Linked DNA regions of Homo sapiens: region 2 is linked to region 1. The links are chromatin loops, found by intact Hi-C in ENCODE. Cell type or tissue: PC-9. All regions are shown on one strand. Each heading gives the region's core, and the rest is flanking DNA. Links, peaks and the distances in the headings are about the cores only.

Evidence for each region. A loop is a pair of places that touch in the nucleus more often than their neighbours do. Peaks named below come from ENCODE experiments on the same cell type or tissue, not always from the same donor. Only the 100,000 strongest peaks of a DNase experiment are listed, where the experiment ranks them.
Region 2: a loop joins it to region 1, with 2.9 times the contacts of the local background. A loop is called at or near these places in 4 of 110 quality-filtered maps.

Annotation. Positions count from the first base shown.
Region 1 is chr3:190,691,996-190,703,199 of GRCh38, reverse strand. It overlaps LINC02013 (long intergenic non-protein coding RNA 2013), which reads left to right and starts at 3,886. Exons shown (of 2, transcript NR_183762.1): 1 at 3,886-4,649; 2 at 5,050-5,255. In PC-9, for the core only: CTCF peaks have their summits at 1,993 (motif pointing left), 5,568 and 5,767 (motif pointing right); DNase peaks (open chromatin) are centred at 1,939 and 5,009.
Region 2 is chr3:190,581,825-190,589,824 of GRCh38, reverse strand. All of the region lies in intron 3 of IL1RAP (interleukin 1 receptor accessory protein), which reads right to left. Among named protein-coding and RNA genes, the nearest start is that of IL1RAP, 72 kb to the right of the region's middle. RefSeq lists enhancers at 3,818-4,351, 4,352-4,885. In PC-9, for the core only: no CTCF peak of the experiment used is centred there; DNase peaks (open chromatin) are centred at 3,154 and 3,814; H3K27ac peaks cover 1,585 bases.

The DNA.
Region 1 (11,204 bases), core at 1,707-9,706:
AGGTAAACATTGGTTTAGCCCAGAAAGGTATGACTTCTCAAAGTGGGGGCTTCCAGGTCATGAGTGGATTTGGTTGAAAGAGTTAGGCATTGCCTAAAGAATTTGAAGTCAGCATAAAAAAATTCTTAAGGGAAGCCATGGTTCTTGTCATATAGATGAAGTTCTGGTAGCAGGCTTCAAAAAGAATAGATAGTAAACATCTCTGATCAGACCTTAAATGGTATCAGACTTTCCTCTCCAGAAAAGATCTAGTAAGGGAAAAAGATTTTCTACAGAATTCAAATTTCCCCCCCAAGTGATAGCTTTGCATGGCCATTTCGAAATATGTCAAACAAATATATTTTGGGGTAAAACACTATGACTTCCTTCAGAGCCTGCTCTCTGTCCTGTGACACTATACCAGAGTCAGGTTGGGATTTGGTATCTTATTGCTATAAAGAGCCTGTTTTGTCAGTCTTAAGAACTCTGTTTTATTATTAATGCTGGTCAGTTGTGCCCAAATTCCAAACGGAGAAAGGTTTAATGAAGCATGTCTGATCCCCTCCCACACCTTCCATTCATGCCCTGAATTAGTTGCTCAGGTTTCTTTGGGATCCCTTTGGTGAAGAGGGGAGTCCATTTAGTCTGTTAGGGGCTCAGAATTTTATTTTGGTTTACATAGCCCTTTTCACACAGAAAACCACAAGCTGCTATAAACTGAGAAGGGAAAACTAAGCTTTAGAAGGAAGATCAAGTTTGGTTTTGAACATACTAAGTTTGAGACATCTATCAGACACTCAAGTAGAGTTGTAGGCATTTGGAAATTGGAATTTGGAGTATATGGGAGAGATGCAGAGTGGAAATATAAATTTGGGAGTCATTGGCCTATAGGTGGTTTTAAAAGTCATGAGGCTGGAGGATATCACCATGAAAGTGAGGCAGACCCAGAAGAAAATAGGTTCAATGTCTGATCTCTGGGCATGCTTCTGTTCCAACAGCAGAGAGGAAAGTAAAGGAAACTGACAGAAGTAGTCATTGATATCAGAGGCAATCCAGGATGATATAGTGCTAAAAGCCAATTGAAAACTTCTCCAGAAACATGAGGTTAGAACATCTCGATGGCCTTTGTAATTCAGGCAAGCTGAGCCTCAGTACCCATTCAGTCACACCAAGTGTAAAACCAGTCACTTAACACTGGCTTGCCAAGAATTGAGATTAAACGGCAAAGCCGTCTACATGAACAAACCACACATATGCACACTAAAACAAATTAGAATTTAAAAATACCACCCTTTCCCATAGACTTGAAATTTGAAGAATATTGATTTGAATATTCCAAGGCATAAGAAGAGAAGGTAGAATGGAAATGTAACATGGTGCTGGGCTTTCACATGGGCGCCGTTTCAACGTGATCAGAGGAAGCATCACTGGCCCCCCGAGTAGAGGTGGTGAATAAGCTAAATGACTGCCCGATTGAGTGGCATATCAGTCTAGTGAATCAAGCCTCAAGTACCTTATTGATGTGTCACACTATAAATCAACTTAATAAGAAATTTGCAGGTATGTTCAAATGTTAAAGTAACATTTTGCTTTCCTAGAGGACCTTTTCCCATTTTGAAGAGACCTGCTTATGCCATCTTTTCATGGAGATCAGCCATCTTCATTGACAGGTTCAAATTTTCAGAAACTCAATTTAGACCAAACTGTTAGAGAACATACTGATCAAATGATATGAGGCCCATGCAACCATAAAGCTGTAAATAAATGACAACATCAATGTTAACAGTGAGAAGGGAAAATAAAACCTAGGGCAAACACCCACCATATTTCAACAACTCTTTCTTAGACCTCAGTCTAAGTGCCAGCAAAATCTTGCTCTGAGACACGTAGTTGTAGTTTTTCATGTTTGCCCTATTGTTGTCTGACGCTATTGCCACATCTGACCTTTATACCTTAACTTTCCCTGTTAAGGACTTGCTATAAACCTCCCTCACTGCTGGCTGGCAATGCCCTCCAGTGGCCATTGTTGAAAAAGAGCCTGAAAAGAAGGTCCCAATTCTAGAACGGACTACGAGAACATGAAGAGCTAACTCACACTGATAAGCTGTTGTAGTGTGTTTTAGCATTCATTAGTTTTCCTATCTTTTTTCTTTTTTCTTTATTTTTTCTGACAACCCATCTTTCTTGATAGTCTTTCCAAATGTTCTTTCTTTCTTGACTTACTTCTAAACACATAAATCTGCATCCTATATCAATGCCAACTTGACATGGATGTCTATGTTTAGAAGGAATTTATGGCATAAAGGGCAAGCAAGTGCAGACGGTGTGGGTGCTATTTCAAGCTTTCATGGATCCTGGAACAAAGCAGATTATTTGAAGAAGGTTTTAATCCTGGAAAATAAATGCAAAAACAGCATTCACAACATTCTTTTCCTAAAATATGTTGCCTAGTGACCAAATTGAATCAATTGTCAATTGATCCAGTAGGAATCTCAATGGATGGTCTGTTTGACAAGGCTTTGTGAGGAAAAATAAGGATGAGCTTGTGAGGCTCTGTCTACCCAGGGGAAAGAAGTGTGTGGCAAGAAGAAATTCTAGAGAAGGAGTGGAACGGAAGACAGGAAAAAGCTATGTCTGAAAAATAAGACAGGAATAGAAAGTTTCAACTTAATTTTTTAAAAAAATTCATGTAAGATATTGAAGAATATTGAAAACATACAGCAATAATAAAAGAAATATTTTTATTTCCAGCCTTTATTATAATTAAAGTGCTTATTTTGAAGACAGCCATCCGACGGGGAAGCAAATATTAGTATCATCATCTTCAGACATTTGAGAAAATTGATTCAAATAAAGTTAAGGAATTTGACCAACGTAACAGATGATCTGGGTCCAAAATTCATTCTCTTATGAAAGAACATTATGAAAAAAGAAAATTAAAATGTAGGAAGGAAAATACTGAAGTTTGGAAATAAAGTAAAGACGTTCATTTAAACATTAATGTGCCCATATGTATTAGCTCAAGGTACCATAACAAAACACCACAGACTGGGTGGCTTAATATGAACTTTATTTTCTCACTGTTCTGAAGGGTGGACATCCCAGTCAAGACTCCAGCTGATTCTGTTCCTGGTAAGGGAACTCTTCCTAGCTTGTGGCTAGCAGACTTCTTGCTGTGTTCTCACGAGGCCTTTTCCCTTTGTCAGAACTAAGAAAAAGAGACAGCCCTGGTGTCTCTTCCTCTTTTTCTAAGGACACCAGTTCTATCAGATTAGGGCCCCACCCTTGTGACCTCACTCAATCTTAATTACCTCTGTAAAGGACCTGTCTCCAAATACAGTCACATTGGCAGTCAAGGCTTTCATTTATGAATTTTGAGGAACACAGTTCAGGTTATAGTACCATATTTTACCCTAGCTAAATGAAGTAAGAAGCTAAACGTGATACCAGAAATACTCTTTAATGCAATTTGTATAATACAATTAAATTTCATTCAACAGAGGGGACATAATCAAAAACAAATTCACCACTCATGGAAGAACAAATCAGACATCTAAGAAGACTATTAGCAAAAGATGGCCAATCCTTAGCTCAAAGCTTCAGAAACTAGGCTTCTGGAAGCAGTCTTCTAACATGACACCAGAAAGACCCTAAGGGCTAAACTACAACAACCTGAATAGAGTATCTTGATCTCATCTTTCTCAAATGTGAATTCTTCATTTCCACCCCAATATCATCCCTTTGTAGTGAAAGTTTTCATCATTTGTTTTTATCCAAAACAGACAGTAAGACAAATATTCAAGTTTTCCCAAGAAATGCTGGTAGGGGAGTAGGGAGGAAGTGGAGAAGTAAAATAGGAAATGGAAGAATTCTAGCGCAGGGGGCATTATGAAGTCATGTACCACTATTGGTAACTGGAGCTAAATCTTTCTGGGGAACCCTAGAACTCTAGTGGGACAGAGTTTATGGGTATATTATCGAGTGAGAGGAAAGTGAAATATTGATCTGTCATCTTCCTTTATGTTATTTGTTGAGGGTTGTTTCTGGGGCAATAACTATTGCACTTCTAGTTTTCCTTGAGTGTAGACCCAATATGCTCCTACAGTCAGAAAAACACAAATCCACAGGCAAATAGCTGCATGTGTTCACAGTAAGACTTAAAACAAGACCGTATTTTCCAAATTATTGTTTATCATCATGGAGATACCCAAGCTATTTCCAAGTCTTGTTGTTTCTCTATCCTCAATATCTCTAGAATACAGTCAATTTCAATATCCATAATCCTACTAGGCTAGGCATATCACCATCATTTGCCTAGACTTTTGAATATGTTTCTAGATGGTCTTCATCCTTTCAGTATGCTTTCCTCCAGTTTATTCTACACATGGAAGCTTTACTATAGTTATAAAATATAAATGTGATCATGTAATTTCCCTGCTTAAAACACTGTAGTGTTACTCCAATGTCATCTGGATAAATCCACACTTGTTATCATACTTTGGACTTCTTAGCATGGTTCAGGAGGTTTATTTCAAGTATCAACCTCTCCTACACACACACACGCACACCACCTGATGTTCCTCACAGTGAGTGTCTATCATGGCTGTAAACGTGTTCCTGCCCAAGGAAGAGGATCTCTGTAACCCCTCTCATACTTCCTATTGCCCAGGGTAAGTACCTCAAAAGAGAACCGAAATGCAGGCATATGATTCCCCTAGATGACCTTACCTAGAATAATAATATAAGCTATCTCAATACACCAATACCTTTATATATAGTATTGTTTCTTGTGATGTTGGTAGCCAGTTCCTAACTTTCTTTGCTGAACCCTGGCCAAAACATGATTTTCCAATCCATTATTTTTTCAAATCTGAGAGGAGTTTCTGCAGAATCTTCCCAGACAAGCTTCTGTTGGTGAAGGGTTACATTTTGAGGGCAGCCTCTGATTTGGAAATATATTTAAAACTAGGTTACAGGAAAACAAAACAAAACTAGTTGGAATTGAGAAGGTTGTGGGTGAGTCACACCTCAAAAAAAAAATAACAATCTCTGCTTCTCATTTCTGGCTAGACACTGGACCTGCAATGCCTCCTATGAGACTACATACAGTGGGCGTGTTATGGATGGCTGAAGCACAGCACGGTACTGTTGTAACAAGAAACAGCCTCTTCTGTAAGGGACAAATTGCCGAGAGTGCAGCTTTTGGTTTGAGTAAAACAGAAAAGGAGAAAATTGACCCACATGTGCCAATAAAAAAGAACATCATTTAAATAAAAGACCCGTATTAACCATTTAAAAATGTCAGGAATTAGAGAGTAGGGGAGCACACATTCCCCTTTATGAACTCTGAAAAAAATCATATTGCACATAAATCAGCCCCTGGTTATTTCTAAAAATTAATTTCCTTCCTTCCTTCCTTCCTTCCTTCCTTCCTTCTGTTCTTTTCTTTCCTTCCTTCCTTTTATCTTCTCTTTCTTTCTTTCTTTCATGTTTCAGACATACTTATTCCTACAGGGGCAGAAGCTCCTCATGTACCAAAAAATTGTTGATATTCACTGCAAGAATGTCTTAAAAATTATTTTTAAACTATAATTTCTAATATAGTTTTCTGCTGTACTGAATGCCTGAGATGTCTCCATTCTTATGCTATAAGTATACAGTTGCAAAAGAATTGCAATTCAATTTTCAATTTCAGAAAATTTTTATTTAAGACATGCAAAGAGATCCACAGTGATTTTTTTTTTGTTTGTCTTTGTTTCTGTTTTTGTTTTTGTTTTGGAAGAAACTGCATAAGAATTATTATGTTGCAGGCATCCACCACGAGGTGGAGCAAGATAAAATTCTTTTCAAGCTCTTTTCCACACACAGCCTGCATCAAAAAGAAATAGGGTCAAAAACACACATTTTTCCTTTCCTGAATTATTATTATTTTTTCTTTCTAGCTGTTCCCTGGTAATTCTAGTACATTCAGCTCAGTAAAGGTGGTAGCTGTTAGATTTCAGGTACTGCAATTTTCTGTTTTCTTCGTATCCTCCTGCAATTCTGGCATGCTTTAGTTTGAGGCTGTGCAGGTCAGAAATTAACCTAAGGTTTTCTTCCGTGTTATGGTTAAAAAAAAAAAAAAAACCGCACTCTTAGGAGAAGTACACTTTGTCAAAGATTTTAGTGTAAATACTTTCTGCCAGAGAGCTAGAGAAGTCCCAGCTCATGTACTGGTCATGCAAGTTAGTTGTTGAGACTGGGTCACTAGGGAAAAACCGGCAGGATTTTCTAATTCAGCGTAGTATCCACGACCAGGGAGCCAGAGGTGAAGGCTCAACCAAGTCCAGGGAAAACTCAGGGGCTAAAAGTACTTGATATCTCATACATTTCCACACCAGAGATCTGAAGCAGGCCATATGCAGGGTTTCAGTTGCCAAAACTGGAGAATTAGGGGAGTAGGTAGAGCATTACGCGAAGAGGAGCCTAGGAGGCTGGGAACTCTGCCACAAGATTGATTCTACCATCGATTGTAAGCTTGAGCAGCTAAAGACATAGGGTCACACGGGCATTATCAGTCTCAGATTCACGAATGCCAAAATTTGAAGTGTTTTAAAAGCTATATAATAGAGTTGTTTTAAACCAGGTTACGAGATTATGGCTTCACAGAGTTTACCCAGAGAAGTGAGGGTAGCAGAAAGAGGGCTGAGTAAGGCAGGCTCTGGCACTTCCTCCGATTCAACTAAGGTAATTTGCTTTTCTTACTATGTTTCCATGAAAGAGTTCTCTTGAGAAAAATGTATTATTATATGTGCTTAATTATATTTATTTTATTATATATATAATTATATGTATGTTTTTGTGTAATTTCAAAGAAGAAAGATAATACTGGGATGTACGAATACAGGAAGGTACCACGCTTTGACGTTCAGTATGCTAGCTGGTGAAACTACTCTCCTCAGAAGGAAATTGACTCTCCAAAAAGCGTATGATGAAACACTGGCAGTGAAATAGATTCTGATGACTCCTGAAAGCAAACCTTACCTCCCCAGGTACACAGAATAAAAAAGAACATAGAATGAAAGAGATAATGGCCCCAAAGCCAAATATTGACCCACTTGTTACCCAAGGATAGCCTGATCATCTCCAACTTACATGTTAGAGTGCTTCAGAGTTTAAAAGGATTTTACATCTGCTATGGTATTAGAAACCCGTAACTCTTCACTGGTTCTTATTTACCTTACTGTGTCTTTGGTTATCATGTTTATTGGGTATGTCCTATCACCCTCACAAGTTTGTATGTCTCATTTACATTTATGTATTTTTCTGCTTACTCCTAGCATAGTTCCTGGTTCATAGTAGATCCCATGAACTTTTGTAGAATAAGATTATATACACACATTTTTTTGTACCTACTATATGCCTGTACATACACACACAAAAAATGTGTATATAATTGGTTTGGGTGAAGCATTATAATGTGAGGCAAAACTTGTCCTTTAGCCTTCAGCAGCAAGAGTCAATTCTTTTAATCTCCTAAAGCTGGATTAGCTAATATACCTGATCTGAATGTTTACTTGCATGTAGGCATAAGGGGTCTATTCCGGGAACAAACCAGATTCATAAGCTTCATGAGGGCAATAGCTTTGCCTGGAGCACTTCACTGACATTTACTCACAGAAGGAAACCATCCCAGCATCAGAATGGACTGAGCAAGCTGTAGGTGTTGAAAATAAAGACTCCATTTGGGAAACCCACACAGCACGCACCAACAAAAATCCCCACAGCTTGTTTTAAGCTAAATGCACAGATGTGTGTGGGGAATTCCTTAAATAACAGGGACAAGTTGTAAGTTTAGACTATGATATCACAACAAAGTGCTATGGGGGTGTGGATAGGAAAAGAAACTAAACCAGAAGCACAGGATGTTTTAAGTTGGAATTATGAGAGTAGGAGGAACTGGATACCCAACATTTAGAGACTCTCACAGTCTTTGACTTGGCATTTGAATAGATAGAAAGATAGATAAATGTGCGTGTGCACGTGTGCACACACACAACCTATATTATCTTATGTTCCTTCTTTTTCAGTCATCAGGCAAAACAAAGAAACAAAGAAACAAAAAACCCAAAACCCCAAAACCAAAACCAAGCTGAACTGATTCAGATTTTCAATGCAAAAAAAAAAAAAAAAAAGTAAGCAGCCACAAAACATATGCAATTGGAAATTAAATAATGTACAATGTACTCCTCTTCCTTCCCTTTTTTTTTCAGAGGAAAGGTTAATATATAATGCTCTGTCTGGAAATATATATATTCATCTGGGAACTAAAGGAAGGAAATAAGATCCTCACCTCTCACCATTCCTCCTCTTGGCCCCAATTACATAATTTGTAAAGCTTGTCACTGCAATCTTAGGCTTTGCCAAGTTAAGAGTTTCTGGTTCCCAGAAAAGTAAACACTTCTTCCAGAGGCCACAGTAAGGTTTATCATAAACTTGAAACTATATCTACCACCTGCTCTTTTGGCTCTTAAAACAATGCATCAGCCAGCAAAGAAAGGAATTTATGTAATAAGGACCCAATCGATTTGGATTGTCACGAGGAGTGATGTTTTCTGCTATTTAATGTAGGCAGGGATGACAGTATTTGGAACTGCCACACTCATTTCAGATCCATTGACAATAGTCAATGAACACTAGCAGCAACCACAGCTCAGAAAGAAAACTAAGAACTTAGAACTAACCAGGCAAGTGACACAGACCAGCCAACTGCTGGCTGAGGATAAGGGAGATCTAGAATAAGAAGTAGAGAAGGAAGATGATGGGTATCAATTACAGCCTCAATGCTGAATGGCGCAGCAGAGACTTGAGTATACATCAATAACTATCTTACCTTAAATCTCTTTACATCTAAGTGACTTTAAGTGGCCAATGTCTAGAAGGAGACCTGGAGACAGAGTGGACAAAAGTAAAGGCATCAGGTTCTCACAAAAATGAGACTCCATATTGGTACATGCAGTCAGATATAATAGAATAATGAGAAATCAGAGTGGTGTACTGGGTGATGTTGATAAAAAGAGTCAAACTCTGTAAAAGATGTAAAGAGGTTTATTCTGGGCCAAATATCAGTAATCAAGGCCTGAGGCACAGTTTCAAGATGTTCTGAGAACATGATGTATCCAAGGTGGTTGGGTTACAGCTTGATCCTGTACATTTTAAGGGGACAGAAATTACAAGCAGATATCAACCAATACATGTAAGGTGTACACTGGTTCAGTCCAGGAAGGTGGGAAAACTTGAAGTGGGGGCTTCCAGGTCATAGGTGTACTCAAAGATTTTCTAATTCTAAGATAAGGGGTTGTTGAGACCAAGGTTCTTATTATATAGATGAAGCCTGCTACCAGCTTTTTAGGGCCATTAAAAAATATGTCAAAGAAATATATTTTGGAATAAGGTACTTCAATTTCTTTCAAGGCCTGCTGTCTAACATGTGATGCTATGCTAGAACCAGGTTGGAATCTGGTATCTTATTGCTACAAAGAGTCTGTTTTGTCAGTCTTAAGATCTCTGTTTTAATGTTAACGCTGGTCAGTTGTGTCTGAATTCCAAAGGGAAGAGGGTATAATGAATGAGGCATATCTGGCCCCCCTTCCCATCATGGCCTGGACTAGTTTTTCAGGTTTACTTTGGAGTGCCCTTGGCTGAGAGGAGGGATCCATTCAGTCTGTTGGAGGGCTTAGAATTTTATTTTTGGTTTACAGTTGGCTCTATCAGGTACCGTTTATGAACCATTTTAGATTATTTTGGTCCCATCTGCTTCTTGTTGCAGTTGTAGCCATGTGGCTGCTAACTTCACACATGTATCATTTGACAGTGCCTTGTCTCACATCCACACTGTACTCTTCCTGCCTCCCATGTTGGGCCTTCCTTATCCATACTGAAGATGGAAGCTGTGAATTTCCACTTGGGCCCACATATCTGCAACTGAGAAGTGTTGGGGATTTAAAAACTTATAGGGGAAATGTTTGCCCAATAGGAGCAGAGACTTGGAGTATAAACGATTTCCTTTTTCTCCAGAAGAGACTGTGTTGATACACAGTTTGTACCGTTTTTGAGAAGATAGTCCCGTGGGACTGACCAATCAGTGAACCTTGTGGTAGACTACTGGATAATAAATCTTCATATTAACTCTCCCACCTTGTTTTTTATTTTCCCCCTGTCCATCATTGTTACTTCCTGGAATCCCTCTCCCTAATAAAGCAGTAGAGAATACATCTTTCACATTCATCTCAGGTTCCCAAGAAAACCAAGGTTAAGACACATGGACAGTACTTTTAGTGAGTTTCTGCAGACAATAGTTAGAAGATTAGCCCATATCACCTGAAAACAGAGCTTTGAAGCCTTTAACAAGGCCACTCTTCTTGAAAATTGTTTTCCACTTTTGGTGTGCTGAAGTCCATGATTACATTAACCAAAGAAAAGTTCCTCCTTCCATTTATTTTAGAAAAATCTGCACCGAAATTACATCTGATACAGCTCCACAAAGAAGTTCCTAACACGGCTCTACCACTTGTCCTAGTTTTAAAGCTACTTTTAAAATTTCCTATATTGAAGAGAAAGTAAGACAAAGGAGCAGAGGCAGATTCAGGAGAGGAAGGAAGATGAGAGGGAGGCTACTCTTTACTGAATAGCCCAAAGGTTTGAGTGTTATGTGAAACAGGGTCATTCCCTCCTTTCTGAGTCACCTGGTCAGGTAACTACCTAAGCTACTTCAGTAGCTCTCAGACTAGATCATCACCACCATCATAGCAACAACAACAACAAACCCTTTAGGCCAATGGAAGAAACAAGGGAGAGTCTGTCATAGGAAAGACCCCATGAAACCTAAACTCAGTGTAGATAAGATTAGTATTGTCATCATTCTCAGCCTAGAACTTCTTGGCTTCTCTCTGTGGGCTCTCCACAGGGAGGCAATAGGAGATTGTAGGAGATATGAGATTTGAGATTGTAGAAGAAGCATAGAATTTCAGAAGATATATATTTTGTCCTGTCTTTACCACTTCCTTCTTGGTCTATAAACAGGTCACTTAACTGCTCTGAGCCTCAGATTCTTCATGCAGAGAATTAAAATAATAGTGACTCCTGTAATACATCCCCACAGAGATGTTGTGAAGATCTGCAAGATAATGTTTGTGAAAGCACTTTATTAACTATGAAGAGCAAGATAAATATTAGTTGCTATTAAT
Region 2 (8,000 bases), core at 1-8,000, 110 kb after region 1:
CCCATCATGTATTTAATGGGTCTCTGTACCTTTCAACACCATGTCTTACACTTCCCAGTTGGGGGCTCAGAGAGACTCATTCCATAAAAGTACATCGGGGCCTTCAACTTTCAATTAGGAGCTTTCTAACTTCCCCGCCTCAAGATGTGCAGCCAATATTCCACGCAAAATTACAAAGTCAAAGGAAAGTGCATCTAGCAAACCTTGTCAGCAACCTCCCCAGCAATTCTCAGGAAACTGCCTGGAGTAAAAGAACATTTATGATCTTCATCACCTGCCAGAGGAAGAGACACAGGCGACAATCCTGCCACTGTGTTTAACAGAGGCATCACCTGCGAAACGCCGGTGCAGTCTCATTCTATCTTAATAATGTGTCAAGCGTGTAGATTTTTCTTGATGGCTGGTAGTGACAAGCAGAAAACAAAAGATTCTGAGAGAAAATTGGGTGAAGCAAGCAACAAAAGCTGAGAGCATGAGAAATGGGGTTTGGAGAAATGTCTGGCAGTGAATATGATGGGGTGACAGGAAGAATTCAAGAGGTGGGGGTGCTGAGTGGCTAGGTTTTTAGTGGTCACTCACCTAGAGAACAGTATCTCCTCCCAAGGAAAGAAGCAGGGTCTTGGGAAGAGTAAATGCTAAGATAAAATCCTGGTCTAAGTTTCTGAACACTGAAGTCCCCTATAATCCACCGTGCATCTTAGAAAACCACTGCATGTTAGAGCTGGAAGGTGGATTCAAAAATCATCCAGCCCCATGACACATTATACAGATCAGGCTCTGACACCAGAGGGGCTAGGGAATGCCTGAGGTGAAAGACTGGGTTAGTAGCAGAGGCAGGATAAAAGTCTCTCTGATAACCATATCATGAACATTACTTCTGCATATAAAACCAACTGCAAAAATAAGAGTTTATACTGGACTTATATCAATCTTTGTTTCTCTTTTCTCTTGGTATGTCAGGGGTTAAATTTTTATACGTACTTTTATGTTGAGCTTATTGACTTACTATAGTGCTAAGGTTGAGAACATTTGCCTCATACGTTTATTGGGAAAGAGAAAACTACAAACCAACTTCTCTAAAATCTAGAACAAAGGAAGCAAAACAAGAGAATGTACTTTTCATATGTGAAGAAAACAAACATTCTAGAAAAATCAAATTTAGAAAAATAGATGAAAGACCAGGAAAATAACTCACAGTCATTTGAAGAGGGCTTTTAGGAACTGCATGGTACAACTACAACTACACACACAAACATCTTGTGTGTGTGTGCATGTGTGTCCAGGTATATATTCCAGGACAACACTGTCAAGTCCAAGACACTCATCCCTGAGGACTTTTGGACTCCCAATGCTGCATGTGATTCCCTGCCTAGTGGAAAATGAATAATGAAGATGGTTGCTTAGAAAGATGTAGGCCGGGCATGGTGGCTCACGCCTGTAATCCCAGCACTTTGGGAGGCCCAGGCGGGCGGATCACGAGGTCAAGAGATCAAGACCAACCTGGCCAACATGGTGAAACTCCATCTCTACTAAAAATACAAAAATTAGCTGGGCGTGGTGGCGCATGCCTGTAGTCCCAGCTACTCAGGAGGCTGAGGCAGGAGAATCGCTTGAACCCAGGAGGCAGAGGTTGCAGTGAGCTGAGATTGCACCACTGCACTCCAGCCTGGCAACAGAGTGAGATGCCATCTCAAAAAAAGAAAGAAAGAAAAAAAGATGTAAGAGACCTTTTTATCTCCGTATGCTTTGAGGTAGGAAAATGTTTCAAATGCATCACTTAGAAATCATTGCCTTATTTCTTCCACCACATCCCACCAAAGACTGCAAATCCAACATTGTTGACATAATCCATAGTAATGTATAGTTTAGATGGAAGTTTTAGACATATTATATCCTTTGATCCCAGATATAGAGGATATTGCCCCATTTTGGGGTTTGAAAGAGAGGTTCAGAGAGTGAATTGGGAAGCTCACAGAGCTATTGGGCAGCAGTTTTTCTGATTCCAGAGTCAGTCCTCTATCCACTGACCTCAGGTTCTCAGGTCTTACTCAGCCCCTTGGTTTTTATTTTGGAGATTTTACATATAATTTCTTCCCTCAAACACTCCGCCCAATTTGATTCTTCATGTTGACAAACATCTCAAACCATGTTTTCTTTTCCTTCTGTGCTACAGCAAACTCGCTACTGATCCTTTCTTTGAATATAGGAATTCATCTTCAGACAGATCACTTTAAACTTCCTCATAGCTAAATATAGTTCCTGAGATACATCTTGTAGTATACCCTATGGAGAACAAAGACATAGGGTCAGAAGACCTGGTTTCTTGTCCTAATTCTGCCAGTGTGACCACCATTATAAAACTGCCACCACCATAGGAACTACCAGTACCATTCACTTAATTGTGAGTGTTTTCTATACGCCAGGTATTAAGTGTTTTACATTTATTATCATTTTCACTCTTCATAATGCCTCTTTCAGATAGCTTTATTATGGCCCTCATTTAACAAATGACGAGCATGAAGCATAGATAAGTTAAAAGATACCCACACAATTACACAGCAAGTCAGTAGGAGACGGGGATTCTAACGCAGATCTGTCACTCTCTAGAGTCTGAAATTTAATGCTGACTGTGACCAAGTCACTTTCCTGCTTTGGGATTCAGTTTTATCACGTATAAGAAGGTAAAACCAGATGATCTGTAACCCTGTCCATCTCTATAATATGATGGGTTTATAATCCATGCTAACTTCAAGAGTATTTTCTAGCCTGACTCTGAAAAATATAAATCAAGCCAGTTTTTCAGAGAAAAGAACGGAAGTGGGTGGGCACTCATTAATAGAAAGTAGAACAAAGTGAGTAAGCAAGTGAGACTCTTTCATGAAAAACATGACATCCTTGATTAGCACCTCCCAGCATCGGAAGGCACATATCACAGCCAAGAGGCAGCGGGGTAGATCACATCTGTCTAAATTAGAGAGTGTCACTATATAGTCCTGTTTCCAGTGGAGACTCCGAAGCTACCTTCATGCTTAACTTTCCCTCACAACACCCACTTTTAAAAAGCAGAGGAGTCAGAAATGTCAAGCTGTCCTCGAAGGCAGCTCCCTGGGGCATTAGCTGCCTCTGTCTTATTAAGTATAGTCAGGCATGACTCAGCTCCTCCATCAACTGTCTGGGAAGGAGAACATTTCATGCTGGTAGAAAATCACCTTAAGCAGAACAATGGAAGGCATTTAAGGTAGACAATTAGAGTCAGGTTGCTTATTGCTCAAAATCAAATCACCCTTTTCCTATTCTAGATAGGAGGGCATAATCACGGCCAATAGGGAAACAGGGCTGTCTTTGCTTAGAACACATCAGAGCCCCCTGTCACCTCCAGTTACAACTATCAGCCACTGAGACACCTCTTCTGTCTGGGTCACAAAGCAAGGTGAACTGTGGCTTATGGCATGTCCTTCAATCAATAAACCCTCAGTGAAAACTTACCACATGCAACAGTTTATGTTAGGCTCCAACGAGGGATAAAGATACAAGGAAGATATAGACTGTGCTCTCAAAGATCTCACTGTCAAGACTGGGTGGAGAGTCAGGCAAACAACCACAACACAAAGCAAAATGAAGCAAATGCTAAAAGGAAAAAATAAAGATGCAACGTGTCATAGGAGGGCAGAAGGCACTTTTAATTCGGACTTCAAGATGGGTGACACTCATCGGTGCCTTCACAGAAGAGATGGCATCTGATTTAAGTCTGGAAAAAATGCATAGAATGTGCACTGACTCCTCCTCCAAGGGGAGGAGTCCAGGCTGATGTGAGCCATGATGAGTTAGTCCATGAGTCAGCCGGGGTTAGATCACAGGGTGTGGGATGATTTCACAAAGCATGAGAATGGTAAAGGGTCAATGAGACTAGGGTCAATCAGGGTAAGAACAAACTTTATCCTTGTAGCAACTGAGAGTCACTAATGGTACTTAATGAATAAAGTGACTTTTTTTTCTTTTTTTCTTTTTTTTTGGAGTTGGAGTCTCACTCTGTCACCCAGGCTGGAGTGCAGTGATGCAATCTTGGCTCACTGCAACCTCAGCCTCCCGGGTTCAAGCAATTCTCCTACCTCACCCTCCCAAGTAGCTGGGACTGCAGGCACACACCACCATGCCCGGCTAATTTTTTGTATTTTAGTAGAGACAGGGTTTCACCCTGTTGCCCAGGCTGGTCTCAAACTCCTGAGGTCAGGCAATCCACCCGCCTCGGCCTCCCAAAGTGTTAGGATTGCAGGCGTGAGCCACCATGCCCAGCCTAAAGTGACACATGTTAATGATTAGTATGAGCAGAAGCAAAAGATAGGCTGGGCAGTATACTTGTGCCCTGAAGCTGTCTGATGGGTCACACACACATGCAACTCCACATGTGTCAAGCATGGAATTTCTTTACCCATTTGTTATTAAACGAAGTCAAATGGGACAATTACAGCAAACGGGCTGAGGGGGTGGGGAGATGCAGTGAGGCTAATGGCTTCTGATGTGGTCCTTTTGCTTGACAATGGTTAGAGTGGGCACTGTGACTGATCAAGTTGAGAAAGACTGCATTGCCTGGCACGGCCCCTTTTTCATCCCCTAATGCCCATCATCATCAAAGATAATACATGAGGCTGTAAAGAGGGAAGCCACTTTGTTACAGTTTGTAGGATGTAATCATCCACAGTCTTTATTGTTTCTCTCTTCGGGGCCTCAAAGTATTTTAGTAACCAGAAACCTCAATGAGTGACAACACTCTGCAGTATAGCACACCATCTATACATCCCTATGGCACTCGGGACATTATTTCGTGGGTTATAAATATTTGGATACCTGAATTCTCTTTCCAGCTACTCAAAAGCTCCTTGTTAACAGGGCAATGGTCATTTTCATCTTCCTAGATCCCCACTGTGTCTGAAAAAACCTAGAAGTTCTATAAACATACTGAGTAGACCTAAGAGACTATAGGAGATCCAGTGATGGGCCTGGGAGCAAGATTTTTAAAATAACAAGAAAATTAAAGGTTAGCAAAGACAAGCCACAAATCAGCTATTCAATGAAGAACTCATTTTCAGAATATATAGAGAACTCTCAAAAGTCAAAGAAAAATATCAGGAACTTAATTAAAAAGGGACAAAATATTTTAACAGACACTTCACCAAAGGAGATATACATATGACAAAATGGTCCAAATTATTAGTCATTATATAAATGTAAATTAAAAATCACACAAGATACTACTGTAAAACTATTAGAATGGTTAGCATTTTAAAAAATGGAAAATAGCAAGTGTTCATGAAATGTGCAGCAGCTGGACTCTCATTCATTGAAGACGGGAATACAGAATTGAGTATAGCTACTTTGGAAAAGAGTTTGGCAGCCTCTTATTAGGTTAAACATACCTAATGACCTTACCATATGACCTAGCAATATCAGTCCTAGGTAACAAAAACTTGTGTTGAGACAAAGCCTGTATATAGACGTTTACAGCAGCCTTAATCATAATAGCCAAAAACTTGAAGCAATCACATATCCTACAACTAATGAATGAATAAACAACAGTGGTATATCCATACAATGGAATGTTACTTGGTAACAAGGAATGGACTTCTCAAACATATGATAATATGGATGTACCTCAAATGTGTTATGCTAAGTGAAGGAAGCCAGACCAGTACAATTCTATCTATCTGATATTCTGGAAAAGGCAGAATTATAGGAGCAGAAAACGATCAGTGGTTGCTAGTGACTGGGTGTGGGGGGACGGCACAGTGGCAGCATGAGAGAAATTTGGGAGGATAATGGGACTTTCTGTACCTAAACTGTGGTGGTTTTTACATGGTTGTATGCATTTGTCAAAATTCACAGACTTCTTACACCAAAAAACTCAATTTGACCATATGTAAATAAGAGTGAATAAAAATAAAAATAAATTTTAAAAGGTTAAGTTCCTGCCTCTTGTTTAGAGACTTGGCTTTACTTGTAACAACCGGGCAGAGGCAATTATTTAATCATAGCTCCATTCTTCATTGCCATTTCTCACCTATCTCCAAGTAGTCACATCACACAAATTTTTTAAGGCCTAAATTGAACACTACACCTCTGGATATATAGATGGCTGCTCTCAGTTTGAAGCAATTTCTCTCAGTTTGAAACCACCATAGCTGTTTCTCTGAACCTCTCTTATGATACTAACCACTTCGTACCTTGCGTAACTGTTATTTGAGGCTAATTTGCTGCTAGATTGTGAGCTCAAAGAGAGAGCTTTAGTCCTGCTCATCCAGCTTAGTGCCCAGCACACAGAGTTTGGTGGATATTTGTTTCTAATGGGGTGGCATGAGTATTGTTTGCACTCACAGTAAAAACAGAGATCAGTAACTACATAGAAAGAAACGTCTATGCTTCTTCAGAACTCTCTGGCATATATACCTTGTTATCTCATACAAAATAATCTCATAGCTGATTTAAAGAATTAAGTGTTACCTATTTATTATATCCTTTCATTCATTCGCTGAGTATTTACTGAGCACCTACTAACTGCAAAGGCTTTGCTACACATAAAACATACAGAGGCAAATAAATCTGCCTGTTGTCATGGAGCTTTCATTCTAGAGAAGGTCACAGACATTAATTAAGTAGTTAAATAAATAATTACCCAATTAACAACAATTGCTATTGGAGTGATTATCATGAAAAAGACGTACAGCGTATAAAGTGGATATATTAACAGGGATCTTACTTAGCCTGAGAGGTCGCTGATTAGGGCAGGAGATGGGATGTTCCCTGAGAAATGGACTTTTGAGCTGAGTGAAATAGAATGAAGATGTGAGGGACAAAGTTGAGAGGAGAGTGTGTGAAGGAAGAACTTAGGTGAGAAAGGGAATAGTACATGTGAAGTTCCTGAAGAATCTCAGAAAACTTCACTGCCAGGGGCAAGGAAAACAGTGGAATATGAAGAAGCTGAAGCAACAGGTAGGAATTTGAACATATAAGAGCATATAGGCCGCTGTAAGGAACTTAAATTTAATTCTAAGAATAATGGGACATATTCCAGGGTTTTCCACAGAGGAGACACCTGATTTAATTTACAATTTGAAATAGGTAACACTGGTTACTGTGTGAAGAATGGACTGTAGAGAGTAAAAGTGAAGGAGAAACAGCTAATTATGAGGCTACTGCAGAAAAATTTAAGAATGTGCCAGGCAGGGTGGCTCAGCCTATAATCCCAGCACTTTGGGAGGCCGAGGCGGGTGGATCACCTGAGGTCAGGAGTTTGAGACCAGCCTGACCAACATGGTGAAACCTTATCTCTACTAAAAATACAAAATTAGCCTGGGTGGTGGCGCACGCGTGTAATCCCAGCCATGTGTGAGGCTGAGGCAGGAGACTTACTTGATCCCGGGAGGTGGAGGTTGCAGTGAGCCGAGATCGTGCCACTGAACTCCAGCCTGGGCAAAAACAGTGAAACTCCATCTCAAATGAAAAAAAAAAAAAAGAAAAGAAAAGTTCAAGAATGAGATGATGTGGCTTGGACTAGGATAATACTTAAGATGGAGAGGAGCAGATAAGAGCCACATGGAAAATGAGCAAAGATGGATTGATCAAAAATGTAAAGAAATAGAAAGGAAACTTGTTTCAGAGGCTCTTAAATCTCAAACTACAGAATGCTAGCTTGTTAGAGTCAAGAACTAAGCAAATTAACAGATGTGGAAACAGATTCTGAGAGGTTAAGTAGCTTGCCCAAATCACCCAGTAAATTAGCAACAGAACTGAACTGCAGCCTCAACATCTTTTATCCTCCTTATGTTATTCCTCATTTTTATTTTTTTTAGAACCTAACTTTGACCTCCACTTTGCTTTTCATTTTTAAAACACAGTATTGGTGCCATCTGTGAGTCACGGTGAATAGCAGGGACCCTGAAACAGTTAGACATATGAGACACAAACGAGCATGAAGAAAGGAACAGGGACTATTTGTTCTTCACCAT